2 separate regions of the Homo sapiens genome follow, and region 2 is linked to region 1. The links are chromatin loops, found by intact Hi-C in ENCODE. Cell type or tissue: GM12878. All regions are shown on one strand. Links, peaks and the distances in the headings refer to the core of each region. The heading gives the core; the rest is flanking DNA. Region 1 overlaps ZNF609 (zinc finger protein 609). Region 2 overlaps ZNF609 (zinc finger protein 609).

Region 1 (9,088 bases), core at 2,660-7,659:
AGAGGGGCAGGCTATGGGGCTCCAACCCCGGCAGTGTCTAGGGGTGAATGCTTACATCTGAAGCCCCAGTGGGTGTGTGTTACAGGGTGCTCTTTTAGTTTAGCTGTCCTTAGGCGGCTTGTGTTAGCTCAATTAGACCCCTGCCTTATCACAAGAACAGAGGGCTTTCTGTATCCCAAGGTTCTTGTCTTGGTGTACTGGAAGAATTGGATCAAATGTGGGCTTGGAGAATGAGTGTAAGGTTTTATTGAGTGAAAGTAATGCTCAGCAGATTGGGGAGCCAGAAGGGAGATGGTTTTCCCCTGGAGTTCAGCTACTCAGCGGCCCAGGCTCTTCTCCAAATGCCCCAGCCAAACTCTGCTTCGTTCCACGGCCTGCTGGCATTTGTCATGTGCTCTTCCGCCACGTGTGCTCTTCTGCCGGCATGCTCCTCTCAACGCCCTCTCGAGGTCCAGCCGCTGTGTCTTCTTCTGCCAATGTGTTCCTCTAGAAGTCCAGCCGCTTGTGTGTCTGCCTGCTAGGGTCTGGGGAGTTTTTATAGGCACAGGGAGGGGCTGTGGCAGGCCAGGGTGGTCTTGGGAAATCCAACATTTGGGCGGGAAAACAAAAATGCCTATCTACCTAGGTCCGTGGACACAGGCCCCTGATGGAGCCCTAGCCAGGGACCATGCCCTCCTCTACCCAGCACTTCCCTTACCCCCTTCTGTATCATTTAAAGGGACCACGTTCTCTACCCAGCACACCCGTGTCACTCCTACCTCAGCGTCCCAAGTAGCTAGGACTGCAGGTGTGTGCCAACACACCCAGCTAGTTGTTTTTGTTTTTGTTTTTGTTTTTAATTTTTTGTAAAGACAGGGTCTCACAATGTTGCCCTGGCTGGTCTCAAACTCCTGGACTCAAGCACTCCTCCTGCCTTGGCCTCCCAAAGTGCTGGGACTACAGGCTTGAGCCATTGCACCCAGCCCCCTTTTTCTGATTGTTATCTTCTCCTGGAAAGTGATAAATGAAGCTATCTTTGTTTCAGTGAATAATAGAATATGAAATCCTGTAAAGCCACATAGGTTATTAGATGAATATCACAGAGCTTATTATGCACTATGGCTTAATGTTAGATTATAGATGTGACCAAATGGTAATTAACAGAGCTGGAGCTGTAATTAAATACTATTATGCTGCTCTGTGATCTCTCCTTAGATTTCTGTTGCAAAGTAAATGGAAAATGAATAGTTCAAACCCATAGGTGGATTTCGTCGCTTCTCCCCATCCCTGAACATCTCTTTTAATTAACTAAGTAATTAAATAAAGTCATCTTCATACAACAGAGATGCCAAACTCTGCCTAGTAACTCTAATCAGTAAGGGTAGTTTGATGCATACTTGTTAATGAGTTCCTCATGTGTATGAGTCTGTTCTGTTATTCTTAGTGATCAGTTCAGCTGAAGTTTCTTCTCTTCACTTATTGTATAGCAGGGTATAATTTGGCAGACTGCTTGAATGCAACAGTGATGTTTCCAACCTACATTTTAGGTGTTGTTTTCTGGATTTCTTGGTGCAAAACTGGGGACTTCATTTTATCTAGAATGTATTAGCATATGTTTCTCCTAGCCTGCCAGGAGCACTGAATAACCTAGCAGGAAATTAAACTACTTCCAGAAAAGAGCTGTCCTCAGTGGCTGAGAGAAAGTGTATAGGTGTCTCCCTGGGGTAAACTTCCTTCTGTGCCTAGGGTTGCTGCCTGAGCTGTGGAACAGGTTGGCAATAGGACATGTGCAAGCAAGGCAATCAGAAAGTTCACAGGGGTGACCTGGAAGGTTTAGGCCAATGTCTGTGTCCAGTAGGACCTTGCAGGAATTTCTCTTGTGAGTAGAAGAAAGTATAAAAAAGGGAACAAACCCTAAGCAAAAGAAGTACACATATAGGCTGTGAAACTGCTTCTGTCACAGTTCTTCCCCAAGAGAAAGAATAGATAAACAGAGGTGAGGCCAAGAGTAAAGATGATCTGTATATTCTGTCTCTAACTTTCCCTCTCTAGTGACTCTCAAGAGTTTGTTCCAGCACTGCAGAGGAGTGAGTAGGGAGGATCCAGTTTACTTTTTCTGTGTTGTTTTTTACCTTCACTTCTGTGCATGGAAATTTTAAAGATCTTTCCAGGATCTACCACATCCCAAGAAGGTTGGGAAATTAAATTATAAATGCCCAGTTTTCAAGAGAGCAAATATGCCTTTTGGCATTTATCATAAATGTAGATGATTCATTATACAGGCTTCTACTTCCATTTCATTTCATGAAAAAGGTGGAGTTGGGGAAGTACAAGGGGTGTGTGTGTGAGACAAGCAGACAAGGATGTTTTGGCAGCTCTTCAGGGACCAGAATTAATCAGAATCAGTGTATGAACATTCTGTGGACTCACAATGATGATCTACAAATAGTGATGACTTTCTAAGCCAAGAAGTCAGAGCCAACTGTGGAGAATGGATCCGGAACCCAGACCTCAGCCTATAGGCTAGTTTTCAAGGCCAGGAAGGTGTTTGTCTCTGTGTGTGTTGTGGGAGGGAAATGGATTATAGATAGAGTGATAGTCATGTAGTAAATTATTCCAGAATCAGAGTTTTGTTGCAGAGCTATTTAGAAGCTTGGCTTACGGATACATGTATGATCTTCTCTGAATGTCTCTATTAAAGGACTAGACTAAGAAGTCTATTAAAGGACCTAGACTAAGAAGTCCTCACAAAGGACTCTCTATTAAAGGACCTAGACTAAGAATTCCTCACAAAGGGAAGAGTCCCAAGGATTGGGAAAGTCCCAATCTTTGACTCTCATTTTCTAGGTCTGCTGATTAGTATCATACTTAATCTTCGGAGGAAATAAGCCAGTGTGTGCATTGAGTGTCTTTGCATATGCAAGACGTTATGCTCATTCAGGATTGGGGCATCAATCACTCGAGCATAATAGACTTTGTCAGCCTCATAAATTCTGGGATTTAAAGAGTTAAAGGATCACTGCCCACTTCATTTCATTCTTTTTTTTTTTTTTGAGATAGGATTTCACTCTGTCACCCAGACTGGAGTACAGTGGTGCAATCATAGCTCACTGTAGCCTCAACCTCCTGGGCTCAAGTGGTCCTCCCACCTCCGCTTCTGGAGTAGCTGAGAATACAGGCATATGCCACCACACACAGATACCTTTTTTATTTTTGTTTTTTATAGAGGTGGGGTCTTGCTATGTTACCCAGGCTAGTCTTGAACTCTTGGCTACACGTGATCTTCCTCCATAGGCCTCCCAAAACATTAGGACTACAGGCATGAGCCATTGCACCTGACCCATCACAACTTTTATGTTGTCTCTAGATGGGTTGCATTCTTCTTGGAACCTAACTAATTACATTCTTGTGAGAGGTTCTAGTTTCTGGTTTTGGAAGCAAATTGCTTCTTTCTTTTTTTTTTTTTTTTGAGACGATCTCAGCTCACTGCAACCTCTGCCTCCCAGGTTCAAGCGATTCTGCTGCCTCAGCCTCCTGGATAGCTGGGATTACAGGCGCCCACCACTACGCCCGGCTAATTTTTGTATTTTTAGTAGAGATGGGGTTTCACCATGTTAGTCAGGCTGGTCTCGAACTCCTGACCTCAGGTGATCTGCCCACCTCGGCCTCCCAAAGTGCTGGGATTACAAGTGTGAGCCACCGTGCCTAGCCATGTTTGACTATTTCTATCTATGTGTACATAATCAACAACATCTTCAGACTGCTGTTGATTGGCTTCTGGGTGGCAACAGCACCTCCTGTTTCTTATAGATAAATTTGATGTTAGAATTATATTCCAAGATGCCATTCTCATTAAACAACCACTGTTACATGTTACAGTTTCTAAGGGTTAGAAATTCCCACCAGGTTAATCCCAGCCCTGCTATAACTTTATTCCTTCTAGCCAAAGATGTATTAAAGCACCTAGGATCATTAGGAATCATGGCATTCCTAGGATTTGGCTATTTCTTCCTCTCTTTATCCCCACCCAAATTCATGGATTTTATGCCAGACTAATGTACTGTTTGCTGAATGATAGATTGGTAGGAAGCATAGTGGTGGTAGCAAAACATACCTCAGATGCTGGGCCTTGTCTTTCTCATCAGTCTGTGTGCTCTGTTACTATTGAAATCTGGCCCTGATTCTCTTTCATTAGAGACTTTTTAATGAGATGAGGAAAAAATAGAACTTTTTAAAAAACATTTTAGCCAAGTGCAGTTTATGAGGAAGATCATTAAGAAGATCATTATACGCTCATTAATAAGAGTTTCTCTTAGCACAGGATGTTCTCATCTAAACCACTAGATTTGTAGTGGTATCATAAGCCAGAACTTGAAAGGAAGAACCAAAGTCTTATTTATAGCCGTCTGCACTCTGGCAGGAATAGATATAGGACTAGATTAAATACAGAAAAGGTATTTCCTCTAAATGTTCTCCCTGCAACTCAGCTACTACTTTTTCTTCCCTCCACAGATGGAGTCCCCTGTTTCCACACCAGCAGTGCTGCCAATACACCTTTTGGTGCCAGTGGTCAACAATGACATCTCATCTCCCTGTGAGCAGATCATGGTTCGTACCCGATCAGTTGGGGTCAACACATGTGATGTGGCTCTGGCCACAGAGCCTGAGTGCTTGGGCCCCTGTGAACCTGGAACTAGCGTCAACCTTGAAGGCATCGTGTGGCAGGAAACAGAAGATGGTAAGTGTGATATGTGGCTTTCCCCTCCCTTCTCAACCTGCTTCTGCAGGGGAGCCACCAGGGACTTATTGTTGTAAATATTACCAAGTGGTTATTAGAGTCTCAAGTGTCCACAGTCTGCGGGAGATACCCACACAGAGGATTTTAGCAGACTTAGCAAAATTTCCCAGCTTCTAGAGATTCTTCCCTTCATAGTATTCAACAGTGTTGATCCTGGTACTTATGATATGCAGTCATGTGATAGGTATTGGCCAGGTAATTCAAACTGTATCTGTACTCTCCATATTTTATATGGGAGAGTTAGATTATAAATTAAATTTGAGGTCAGGCCTGAAGAGAAAAATTAATAAAAGGGCAGCTGAGGGAGTCAAGAGGATGGAGAATAGTCACTCTTAAATTCACTTAATGTTGGCTCATTGCATATGCAGCTCTTGCCTTTTTTAACACCTATAGGTACAGCCAGTTCACTCTTCCCACTGATTGCCTCATTGCCCAGCCACCCACACCGCTTCATGTATCTGTCACTTGGTACAGATTTTATAGGAAATGTTTAGATGGTCTTGTTTTCAGGCATCCACTAAGCAGTTGGCTCACTGTAGGTTGCTGTTGCCCAAGGCATCCAGACTTCTTGCATGTTCCACTTGCCCCTGAGAACGGAATCTATTCTGTTTTGAAAATTTATGAACCTGAAAAAATGGAAGGAAGTGTAAAGAGACTTAATGGGGTATTTCAGATCTTTTGGTAACATCTGGTGGCAATTTGATTTTTGCATATTCTTTTTCTGAAGAATCCAAATCCTTGTCAGAGTATATGTGGTTAGAGAGTCTGGGCCTCAGTCCCATCATGTCTCTGCATCAGTAAACAGACTTTCAAACTGTCCTCACTCTGAGGAGTTTAGAGGCCCAGAGGAGCACAGCTAATCATCTCTGATTATCACAGAGCTATTTTGTCAGTCTGCCCCTAGAAATTCAGGCATTTCATTCTGGTCATTCTAATAAAATCTGTTCCCCTGAATATTTTGTTGTCATTCAGTATTTATTTAAAGTTTACCGTGCAATAGGTGCTGATGTGTTACAGGTTAAGAACTCTGTATTCTTGTCTGTGTCATCATTAGGAATGTAATACATCTTCAGCTTTCAGAATAACGTCGCTAATGAGGTTTTATTGTGTGCCTGAGTGGTAGAAGCTGATGCAGAGAAGGTAGAGAGAGAGTTTAACTCTAGAGGTTGACTCTGGATATGTGTATACAATATACAATCTGAAAATCACAAAGTGGCTATCTGATTTTTAAAATGTCATCTGCTTATGGACAAATGTCTGAACAGTCACAGAGTCTGTTGGAATGACAGACATATCCGGACCATATCTCTGTGCCACCAAGCAACCTTCAAGGCCTCTTACCTCAGTATATTGAAGATAGAATAAATCGATTTCCTGCCTGTTTGTTCTGCTTGCCTTTATGATGGTGACTCTTTTCCAAGAACAAGATGCTTTTTTTATGTGAACCTAACAAAAACTTTGAGAGAGTGAGGCTAATGCTTTCACTCTCCTGAGGACAATGAATACCTTTTTATCTGAGGATCCCTTCCTGCCAGGGCAAAATTAACACATAATTTTTTTTTATTTTTTGTAAATCGTTTGCACTGGAAGACTCTCTGTCAGGTTGTCACAGGCAGCCTATTATTACCAAGTTCCCCTGTTACGTACACTTTTTTTTTTTTTTTTGAGATGGAGTCTCACCCTGTCACCCAGGCTGGAGTACAGTGGTGCGATCTTGGCTCACTGCAACCTCTGCCTCCCAGGTTCAAGCGATTCTTCTCTCTCAGCCTCCTGAGTAGTGGGGACTACAGGCACATACCACCACGCCTGGTCCATTTTTGTATTTTTAGTAGAGATGGGGTTTCACCGTGCTGGCCACGCTGGTCTTGAACTCCTGACCTTGTGATCCACCTGCCTCAACCTCCCAAAGTGCTGGGATTACAGGTGTGAGCTACCACACCCAGCCCAGTTTGTACTCTTAAGGTACTCTATACTTTATTTCATAGCACACATCACAGTTTGCAACTTTGTTTATCATTTTTATGATTTTTCTATTAATGTGTATCTTTTCTACTGTGTTAGAAGTTCTGAGATCAGGCAGTCTGTTTTGCTCATCATTGTATCCAAGGTACTTAACATAGGTGGCATCTGACACCTATAGTAGTAGACTGTCAAAAATACTTGTTTGAGGCCAGGCGTGGTTTATCACCTGAGGTCAGGAGTTCAAGACCAGCCTGGCCCACATAGTGAAACCCTATCTCTACTAAAAATACAAAAAAAAAGCTGGGTATGGTGGCGTGTACCTGTAATCCCAGCTACTTGGGAGGCTGAGGCAGGATAATCACTTGAACCCCGGAGGTGGAGGTTGCAGTGAGCCGAGATCGCACCATTGCACTCTGGCCCAGGCAACAGAGCAAGGCTGTCTCAAAAAAAAGAAAAATATATTTGTTTGAATGAAGGAATGCTTGCATCTATGTCATTGTCATTTCTGGATCTATCTTAATATATATCTAGAGGAGCCGGGTGCGGTGGCTCAAGCCTGTAATCCCAGCACTTTAGGAGGCCGAGGCGGGCGGATCACGAGGTCAGGAGATGGAGACCATCCTGGCTAACATGGTGAAACCCTGTCTCTACTAAAAATACAAAAATTAGCCGGGTGTAGTGGTGGGCGCCTGTAGTCCCAGCTACTCGGGAGGCTGAGGCAGGAGAATGGCGTGAACCCAGGAGGCGGGCCTTGAAGTGAGCCAAGATTGCACCACTGCACTCCAGCCTGGGTGACAGAGCCAGACTCCATCTCAAAAAAAAAAAAAAAAAAAAAAAAAAATATATATATATATATATATATAGAGAGAGAGAGAGAGAGAGAGAGAGAGAGAGAGGATATTAAAATATTGCTTGAACTTAGGAATGGTGTCGAAGTACTTTCCAAAATTCTAAATCTTCTCTGCAACTCAGAATAAATACTGCTTTCACCAGGTTTGAGATCAGTCTCGTTGTCTAAATCTGTAAGATTTTTAATCCTACTTTTAATACCAGGTTTTCTCCCACTTACTGTATTTCAAGGCTTAGGTCTCTTTCTTTATTTTATTCTCTTTTTCTGAAAGAGAACTGTTCAGCAATAATATACTCATCTTTTCTTTGCTTTCTGGTCACCCCAGAGGGCCTTCACCTGAACTGTCAGTTGGCGAAGGTCTGAATTGGGATCAGAGTTGGTTCACATTCCTTTTCATCTTCAGGTAACAGAGATTTCCTGCAAAGATCATTCTCTGAAGATCTGTAAGATCCAGGATACCGAGTCAGTCCTCAAGTTAATCATAAGAACTACATACAGATACTTTTTAAAAAATTCTTCCAGACTTCTAGGTTTTTTTTTCTGCCTCTCGACATTTTGTACTTCTGTCTGTCTCTTTGTCCAGCAAACTACACTGTCTTCAAACAGAAAAGTCCTTACAGCTCAGAGAGAAGCTGTGAATGCTTGGCCTCTGAGGGGAATGGAGGACACTGAGGTCCCTGTAGAACTGAGCCACCTTGCTGAGAACAGGTATAGGAGTCATGGCCTCAATTATTCCTAGTTTCTTTGCCTACTTGTCCTACAGTGTTACTTCTTTCTTTCCTCTTCTCTCCCTATCACTCCCTTTAAACCTTGGATGCATTTTTAAATTCCTGCAGATTCCATTTCTTTTTAGGCTGTTGATAATTCAGTAAGCACTGCAAAGATCCTACTTGACTAGATTCAACCGTGGGACTGTTAAGAAGACCCAAGTGTAACCTAGAATTTTTTTGTCTGTTTGTTTTTGAGACATTCTCAGCACTATGTAAGGGCTAGTTCCACTGGATTTTGCTTTATCTCACCTCACTTCAAATCAAAATACTGAGTATGTCCGAGGCGGGAGGTACACTTGAGGTCAGGAGTTTGAGACCAGCCTGGCCAACATGGCAAAACCCCGTCTCTACTAAAAATGCAAAAATTAGCCTGTAATCCCAGCTACTTGGGAGGCTGAGGCAGGGGAATCACTTGAACCCAGGAAGTGGAGGTTGCAGTGAGCCGAGAGTGTGCCACTACACTCCAGCCTGGGCGACAGAGAGTGAGACTCCGTCTCAAAAAAAAAACAAAAAAAAACAAAACAAAACTACCAAGTCTATTCTGGGTTCACAAGGCTTAACTCTAATCTAGGATCCTGAAAAAATGTATAAGAAGCCTTAAAGCAGACTATGTACTTTTAGGGACACAAAATTGCATACTGGCTTGTGTGGTATTTTAAAGAAAGGCAAGGCTGACTTTAGGTAAGAGTTCTAGGAGATGCTATAGGTTCTCCTTTTTGGACAGTAGCA
Region 2 (9,088 bases), core at 1,981-6,980, 51 kb before region 1:
AATACTTTATCATGACTCTCCAAAAACATGAGGACATTTGCTTATATAACTGTAATACCATTATTATACTACACAGTACTTCCTACTGTCATCTTTTATCCATGTGTAGCAAGTTATTTAGCCACTTTTAAATTTGTTTCTCCTCACTCCAGTAACCCTACACCCCCGAAAACCTTATTGTTCCTTGTCACTTTGTCATGTACCTCATGCCCAGCAGCAATTGGTGAGATGGCTTTTTCATATGGTTTTATATTTGGGAACCTCTAGAGCAGTGGTTCTCAACTTGGGCTGGACATTAGAATAACTTGAGGAGCTCTTGAAAATCCCAATCCCCCTACATCCCAGACCACATATATCAGAATTTCTGATATTCTGATGATTTCCATGCGTCAGTAGTTCTTAAAGTTTCCCAGGTGATTCTGGTGTGCATCCATGATTAAGAATCACAACTGTAGGTCCTATTAATCTTCAGTAAGAGTATTCAGTGTTTGGATAGGTGCTTGACAGTTTTCTGACCAGAACAGAGATGAAAAGTGGTATGCCTAGGTATTTAGGCTTTTTCCTTTTCTTTCACTGAACATTTACTGAACATCTACAATGTGTAAAACACTGAGCTAGGTTCCCATTCATAAGGATGAATAAGATATGTTAACTGTGGTGTTCTAGAAAGGCCATGGACTTAGGGTTAGACTTCTATGGAGTTAAATTCTAGCTTTGCTGAGAACAATTTGTGTGATTTTTAACTAAGTCCTAAACCTCTCTGGGGCTTTAACATGATGTGGTTTGTTTACCTTGCAGATATTATCTTAACCACTCTTACTACCTCTGTACTCTAGCCACACTGGCCTTCTTTCTTTTTCTCAAACATATGAAGCTTGCTCTATGTATATATGTGGCTTTTTACTACCTTCTTTTTCCACTCCCTCTGATACCCCTCTGGGATACAAATGGGCCCTTGCTAGTCATTCAGGTTTCAGTTAAAATATCATCTTCTCATTGAAGCTTCTTCTGACCATCTAATCTAAAATAACTTCCTGGATAGTCCATATCATATCATGGTGTTTGATTTTCATTGTGGCATTTATTCCTCTTAGATAGTTTCTTGTTTGTTATGGGCTTACTTTCTCCTCTATTATATAAGAGTACCAGGAGAGCTAGAACCTCATCTGTTTGGTTTCCCTTATTCTCAGGAACTGTAGAAAAATGCCTGACACATAGAGGATGCCTAATAAATATTTGTTGAATTAATAAAGTGGTAACAGTAATTCTACATTATGTTTGAGATAGTTTAGGAAAACCTCCTGGGGACAATTTCCTATCAGTTCCCTCATGCTCTTTCCCCAAGGAGTATCTTTTCTCTTAAATGCTAAAAGCCAAAGCCTTTGTTGTGCTTAGAAAATCCAAGCAGGTAGAAGATACTTCTGAATATGTAAAAAGTGTGCCAATTCAGTAGCCCCCTCCCCAGACTGGGGTTAGAGGGCTCCCTTTTGCTCTCACAGTGAGTCTCCTTGTGAAAAAGAATCAATAGTTTTATCATCTTGTCTTAGCACTTCTCCTTCTGAACAGAAATTTGTTGTTCAACCTTTGGGTTTATGCTGGAGAAACAGAATGCATTGATAAACCATCCTTTTGTGTGTATCATTGAGAGCCAAGATGGAAGCAGTGTTAGACAGCTAGTTAAGTTTTTTTCTGTAGTGTCTTTTCTGAGTTAAAAAGCAAATGCAATAAATGCCCACAGAATGTTCTTGACTTTTCTTTTTCTTTCTGGTGTATTTTTTTAAGCTTTAATTTATTGCTCTTGCACTGTGTGCCAAGAACGGAATTGCCTAGATCACATCTTACAATATCTCTATGAGATAGGAACTCTTTCTTTCTTACTTTTTAAAATAGAGATAGGGGTCTCGCTATATTGCCCAGGCTTGTCTCAAACTCCTGTGCTCAAGTGATCCCCCTGCCTTAACTTCCCAAAGTGTTGAGATTACAGGCGTGAGCCACTGTGCCTGACTGGCCGAGAGCTCTCTTATTCCCACTTTATACATGAGCATAGTGAGTTTTAGCAAGCTAAGAAACGTGGCCTGGTTGGTGGTTTGTGGAGCCAGGATTAAAATCCAGGTAATCTGACTTATATCTTCCACAGTTATAACTATACTACCTCTCATTATATCTTTTTCTCTTCTCATCTTTATCATTTAAATACTTTTATAAAAGGCATTTGAGATGGTTAAGCATAAATATGTTTCTCAAAGCAATAGATACCAGGAAAACAGTTCCTGGTGGCCTTGCTTAGAAGCCATGTTCTAATCAATCAAGATTCTTAAGGAAGAGTAGCATCATCAATTGTTCATGTATATTAGTAGATGAGTCTGGAAAGTGGAACCAAGGTTCTGGACTTCTTTGTTTCTTTAAGCCTTCTAATTATATTTTGATGATTATGGTCAAGTATATGGATTCTAGTTTGTCTTTAGTGAGAGATTCAAAAGGAGCATTGTGTTTAATTCTAGAAACTCGAGATACTAATATTATCACGATGAGTTCACTCCTATTATTTTCATGTTATGTTTTTTTGGATTAGTAAAATTAGCTTAGTTTTGGCCAGGCGCAGTGGCTCACACCTGTTATCCCAGCACTTTGGGAAGCCGAGGCAGGTGGATCACCTGAGGTCAGGAGTTCGAGACGAGCCTGGCCAACATAGCAAAACCTCGTCTCTACTAAAAATACAAAAATTAGCCAGGTGTGGTGGCACGCACCTGTAGTCCCAGCTACTCGGGAGGCTGAGGCAGGAGAATCACTTGAACCTGGGAGGCGGAAGTTGCAGTGAGCCGGGATCATGCCACTGCACTCCAGCCGGGGCAACAGAGCGAGACTCTGTCTCTAAATACATAAATAAAGCATATGATCTATATGGACAGTCATATCTTTTTCTTTTTAAAAGTCCATGCTGATGCTAGACGTAAGAGATGATTTGCACAGAGTAAGTGCTAAGGTTGATAACAAATTCCTTCTGTAGGGTGTTTATCCAAGAGGGGAAAATAGGAATTCTAGAGGGGAAGATATGAAACTTTTGGGTATAGATCCCTCAGCAGAGCAGAAACACAGAGGGCTTAGGCACCTCATAAGAAGAGCTAATAATACTGCCACTGATCATGGTGATAATAAGAAAGAGAGCAAACATTTATTTACTGTTTGCTAAATATAGTGCTGGCACTTTAAATGTATTATATGAATAGATTAAATGGGTTAATAAATGTAGAATACATAGAATAATGCCTGGTGCATGGTAAAAAGTTATATAAACAGCTGCTATTTTTATTGTACTTTTATATTTTTATATAATATATTTTTATTTTTTAATTTTTATTGTTATCCTTTTGGGTGGTGATTGTAATTATTCTTCACAGCAACCGTATAAGTTAAGTACTATTATTATCCATTTTACATATGGGTAAACTGGATGCCAGAGGTTAAGCCAGGAAATAGTAGAACAGGATTCAAACTCTCTAGTTTTATGTAGTTGAGTCTTTTTTTTCAGTCAGTCTCACTCTGTCACCCAGGATCGCCCAGGCTGGAGGGCAGTGGTGAGATCTTCACTCACTGCAGCCTCTGCCTCCTGGGTTCAAGCAGTTCTCCTGCCTCAGCCTCCCAAGTAGGTGGGGTTACAGGTGCCCACCACCACGCCTGGATAATTTTTGTATTTTTTTAGTAGAGACAAGATTTCGCCATGTTGGTCAGGCTGGTCTCAAACTCCTGACCTCAAGTGATCTCACAAAGTGCTGGTATTACAGGTGTGAGCCCGGCCTTGAGTCTTTGTTTGGTTAGGACTGCCTAGGGATATAGATAGCTATTCTACTTAGTGTTGCTGGAAAGTTGCCCTTAAGGAAGTGACATTTAGGCTGATACTGAAAGATAAAAAGCTAGGTATGCAAAAGTTGAGAAAGGGAAAGAGGAACTTTAGGCAAAGTACAGCAAGTGCAAAGGCCTGAGGGGAAATGGGTTTGACATGGTTCTGTAAACAAAAATGTCACCTTCTGAGTGAGTTCTTCCCTGAATACTGTATTTAAAACTGGCCAGGTGTGGTAGCTGATGACTAATTCCAACACTTTGGGAAGCCGAAGTAGGCAGATCGTTTGAGTCTGAAAGTTCAAGACCAGCCTGGGCCCCATTGTGAGACCTCATTCTTTACAAAAAATAAATTCGCTGGGCATGGTGGCATGTGCCTGTAGTCCCAGGTACTTGGGAGGCTGAGGTGGGAGGATCACTTGAGCCAGGGAGATTGATCCCTGTTTTATTTTCTCCATAACACTTATTATTGTCCCACATAGTATATAATTTATTTTGGTTGTCTCTCCCACAATGGGATATAAGCTTCCTGAGGACAGGGATGTTTGTCTGATTTGTTCATTGTTATTGCCAGGTCCTCCCTTAGCCCATGGGACTTTTTCCAGTAAATTAGAAAAGAATGCCAGGCACGGTGGCTCACACCTGTAACCCCAGCACTTTGGGAGGCCAAGGCAGGCAGTTCACCTGAGGTCGGGAGTTTGAGACCAGCCTGACCAACATGGAGAAACCACCATCTCCACTAAAAATACAAAATTAGCCGGGCATGGTGGCACATGCCTGCATACCTGTAATCCCAGCTACTCAGGAAGCTGAGGCAGGAGAATTGCTTGAAACCGGGAGGCGGAAGTTGTGGTGAGCCAAGATGGTGCCATTGCACTCCAGCCTGGACAACAAGAGCAAAACTCCGTCTTGAGAAAAAAAAGAAAAGAAAAGAAAGTCTCCTTTCCAAAAGGTTGTGGCTCCACGCGGGACACGTAGTTCGGCTAGAAAAGCATGGACCTAGATTTTGGCCTCCTCTTGCCTCCTCAGCCAATTATACAAGACATAATTGAGCAACCATTACATGGCAGTCCTAGGATGCATTCATAGTACCTAGAACAGTGCCAACGTGTAGCAGACATGAATAAATATTTGTAGAATGATGGAATAGTTTAGAGTGAAGAAGAGTGATTATGAGATGAGAAAGTAAGCAGAAACCAGGTCAAGTAAGACTTCTAAGGAGTTTGATCTTTTTTTTTTTTTTCCTAAATAGCAGTCAACTGACAAGTCCCATGGAATACTTTCCATTAAATCATAATCTGTATTTTCAAAAAGCAGTGCAAGTAATTCTGCAGTAGAGTTAGTGGCCCAACTTTCTTTTTTTTTTTTTTTTTTTTTTTTTTGAGACGGAGTCTTGCTCTGTCGCCCAGGCTGGAGTGCAGTGGCGCAATCTTGGCTCACTGCAAGCTCCGCCTGCCGGGTTCATACCATTCTCCTGCCTCAGCCTCCCGAGTAGCTGGGACTACAGACACCCGCCACCATGTCTGGCTAATTTAATTTTTTTTTTTTTGTATTTTTAGTAGAGATGGGGTTTCACCTTGTTGAGGATGGTCTTGATCTCCTGACCTCGTGATCCGCCCACCTCGGCCTCCCAAAATGCTGGGATTACAGGCGTCAGCCGCTGTGCCTGGCTAGCAGGCCAACTTTCAATACTTTTGGACCTTCAGGGATCCATCTCCTGCCTATTTCACCCTTGTCTATTTGGCATTTTACTTTGCCTGCATATGTGGGTTTACCATGTTCTTTCAAACTCTGTGCAAGGGAGTTTGGGATGAACTATATGTAAAATATTCATTTTTTTCCTTGCAACCCCAAATCCAAACACAGTTGGATGGAGTTTTTAATCAGGGTTATTGCAGAAAACCCAGGACCTCAGGTCCTTGTGATTGAGTGGTGAATGAAGGGGAAAATGAGGCCACTTGAACATTATTCTGTTTAGGAACTTGCTGTATGAATTAGTAGAGACCATCACATTTTTCATCAATTCCTGCTCTCACCACACCCCGCTCTTGCCCCTGCTAAAAAACTACCAGCCTTCTCTCATGTTATGATTTAGGGGCCCCTGTTCACTGAGGGGCTAACAGCTGGAATTGTGGCACTGCATTAGCCTTTTTTGAGCTTTTATTTCTCTTTCATGCTGGATTTTTTTTTTTTTTTTTTTTTTTTTGGCACCCACACCCCATTTGAGAATTTACTTTCTCTCTGAGAAGTTTTTGTCAGTAGTTTTTTGTTTTATTGCCTTTTCTGTGATAGGTTAAGGATACAGCTTGGTAAAGAAGGAACCTGCAGGGGTTTATTGATGGAGTTCCTGTCCCACCATGCCCTAGGCCTAGTACATACATGCTTCTGATGAATCACTGCTGTTAGTATTTAGTATCTCCTGATCCTCATAGTCCATATTATGCAAAGCATAGAATCTGCCCAAGGGACTTAATAGCTGAATCACTCACTTGATCTGTTGTCTTTCACTCTTTCTTCCCTTTGTTGGTGGCTACAGGCAAGTATATGAGAGATATAAAACTGTAAGCAAGACAAAATCTGGACTACATATCTTTATTGCTGCTTGGGAAGTGGCCTGGGAGTTCAAATTCAAGGATTTGAAGCTTTGTACAGCTGCCCCAGATAACCTGCTCTCATTGGGATGAGGATGAAGTATTTCCACATGATTGCTCAAGTCCCTTTTCTCTTTGCCCTGATGCCCCCTCCCTCCTCTCTATTTCATTAATTGCTTAGCAGTTGCTGATGGAATTAAAACGAAATGTGTCTGCAGCCTCTGTGGTTTGCTGTCAGAACTCTCTTTCTAAGGTCTTTATCTTACTGCTAGGGATGGGTGAACATCTGATTTTGAAGCAAGAGGAGGGAGGGACCTGTGGCTGTAGTTAAATGCATTTTTCTAAAAGCAGCAGCTTGCAGAGTTGGACTCCTCCTGAAGCACTATTCATTTTACCAAGCCATGCCCTAGTCCCTTATGCTGTTCATTAATGGGGCTTGTATGTGGCAGCACAGTATATAGAAATGAATCCTGCTGAATTGCTTTTGTTGGTGATGTGGAAAGTGCTTTTCATTTTTAACTAAGAACAAGAAGGAAACAGCCTCAAAGTGTGAAAGAGTCAAAACCAAATCCCGGGGTTTCTGTGGAAGACAAGAATCTGGATATGGCTGAGGCGGGTGGATTACCTGACATCTGGAGTTCAAGACCAGCCTAACCAACATGGAGAAACCCCGTCTCTACTAAAAATACAAAATTATCTGGGTGTGGTGGCACATGCCTGTATTCCCAGCTACTCAGGAGGCTGAGGCAGGAAAATCACTTGAACCTGGGAGGCGGAGGTTGCAGTGAGCCTAGATCGCACCATTGCACTCCAGCCTGGGCAACAAGAACTCCATTTCAAAAAAAAAAAAGGAAGAAGAGGGGAAAACCAGAGGTTATCTATAATCAGTAGGATTTTTTTGCACATACAGAATTTCTGGCAATAATAATCTTTTGGACACAGGATGGGAATAACAACCATGGAGGAACTTCTGTTTTCTTAGGGAGGTCAACGTATTTATTTTCTCTTAATACCGAATTCTCTTTTCTTATTCATGGTTTTGGTTTTGTGTACTATTAATTATATAAATTAATGGGATCCCAGGTAGTATTTGTATATTTACAAAAAGGTTATGAAATTTAAGCAAGGTAAACTTAAAGATAGCCACTTGAATTTTGCCAAAATTTGGAACTTAATCTACATTCTAACCAAGCAAGCTGGTTTTATCTGAGAAAATATAAATAATTACTTGATATACTTGGCCGGGCAAGGTGGCTCACGCCTGTAATCCCAGCACTTTGGGAGGCCGAGGCAGGTGGATCACGGGGTCAGGAAATCAAGACCATCCTGGCTAACGCAGTGAAACCCCGTCTCTTCTAAAAATACAAAAAATTAGTCAGGCGCGGTGGCGGGCACCTGTAGTCCCAGCTACTTGGGAGGCTGAGGCAGGAGAATGGCACGAACCTGGGAGGCGGAGCTTGCAGTGAGCCGAGATCGCGCCGCTGCACTCCAGCCTGGGCGACAGAGCGAGACTCAGTCTCAAATAATAATAATAATAATTACTTGATATACTTGAAAAATTAATAAAAATGGGGGCTAATCAGGATTAGGCACCTTGAGAAACCAAAACCCCTGGTTTGCCTTCTTTTAGGTCAAATTTATCTACTTAGTTTATATTATAACTTACAGGTATAAATGTGGTTGTTGTTATTAATAATAATCTTTTATTCAGTGTCTACTTGCTGCCAGTTTCATGAGGCTTTCTTTAAACATTAATACTGACTTTAGGCTAGCTTAAATATATTATAAATTCTGATACAGATTTCTCTAGTCATGTGCTTCTTAGTTATGATGTCAATTCAGAATTTTTTATCAGAATTTTGTTCTAGAAAAAAAAAAAGTCAACACACGTCACTGCTATAAATTATATCCCAGAATGGGGGCTAAAATAAACTTGCAATATCTTTAAAAAATCTAACTTCCATGCCCTATTCTAGAAAGCTACTGGATGTTTCTACGAAAAGGAAGATGTGATAGAGGAAAGATGAAATTCAATAAACAAGAAAGGTTAAAGGAATCCTCAAAATAGTGGATGGAGCCAGGCGTGGTGGCTCAAGCCTGTAATCCCAGCACTTTGGGAGACTGAAGCGAATGGATCACTCGAGGTCAGGAGTTCGAGACCAGCCTGGGAGGTGGAGGTTGCAGTGAGCTGAGATCATGCTACTGCACTCCAGCCTGGGAGACAGAGCGAGACTCCATCTCAAAAAAAAAAAAAAAAAAAAAAGAATGAACTGAAGGCCCATTTTAAGAATCATATATATACACATATAAATATATACATATATATGTATATATACATATATGTGTATATATACATATAAATATATACATATATGTATATATACACATAAATATATATATGTATGTATACACATAAATATATATATGTATGTATACACATAAATATATATATGTATATATACACATAAATATATACATATATGTATATATACACAAATATATACATATATGTATATATACACACAAATATATACATATATGTGTATATATACACACAAATATATACATATGTGTATATATACACACAATATATACATATATGTGTATATATACACACAAATACATATATATGTATATATATACACACAAATACATACATA

The links. Hi-C counts contacts between places; a loop is a spot of excess contacts. Peaks named below come from ENCODE experiments on the same cell type or tissue, not always from the same donor. Only the 100,000 strongest peaks of a DNase experiment are listed, where the experiment ranks them.
Region 2: it touches region 1 in a loop (2.1-fold over the local background); 6 of 110 quality-filtered maps call a loop at or near these places.

What each region holds. Positions count from the first base shown.
Region 1 is chr15:64,618,336-64,627,423 of GRCh38, forward strand. It overlaps ZNF609 (zinc finger protein 609), which reads left to right. Exons shown (of 10, transcript NM_015042.2): 3 at 4,492-4,717. LOC101930091 (a long non-coding RNA gene) reads right to left here. Exons shown (of 5, transcript XR_007064678.1): 3 at 7,926-8,030. Among named protein-coding and RNA genes, the nearest start is that of OAZ2, 80 kb to the right of the region's middle. RefSeq lists an enhancer at 4,314-4,393. In GM12878, for the core only: no CTCF peak of the experiment used is centred there; DNase peaks (open chromatin) are centred at 4,706 and 5,416; H3K4me3 peaks cover 237 bases; H3K27ac peaks cover 3,280 bases.
Region 2 is chr15:64,568,154-64,577,241 of GRCh38, forward strand. All of the region lies in intron 2 of ZNF609 (zinc finger protein 609), which reads left to right. The region is part of intron 4 of LOC101930091 (a long non-coding RNA gene); the gene reads right to left. Among named protein-coding and RNA genes, the nearest start is that of ZNF609, 110 kb to the left of the region's middle. RefSeq lists enhancers at 4,013-4,082, 4,113-4,212. In GM12878, for the core only: no CTCF peak of the experiment used is centred there; a DNase peak (open chromatin) is centred at 3,948; H3K27ac peaks cover 2,892 bases.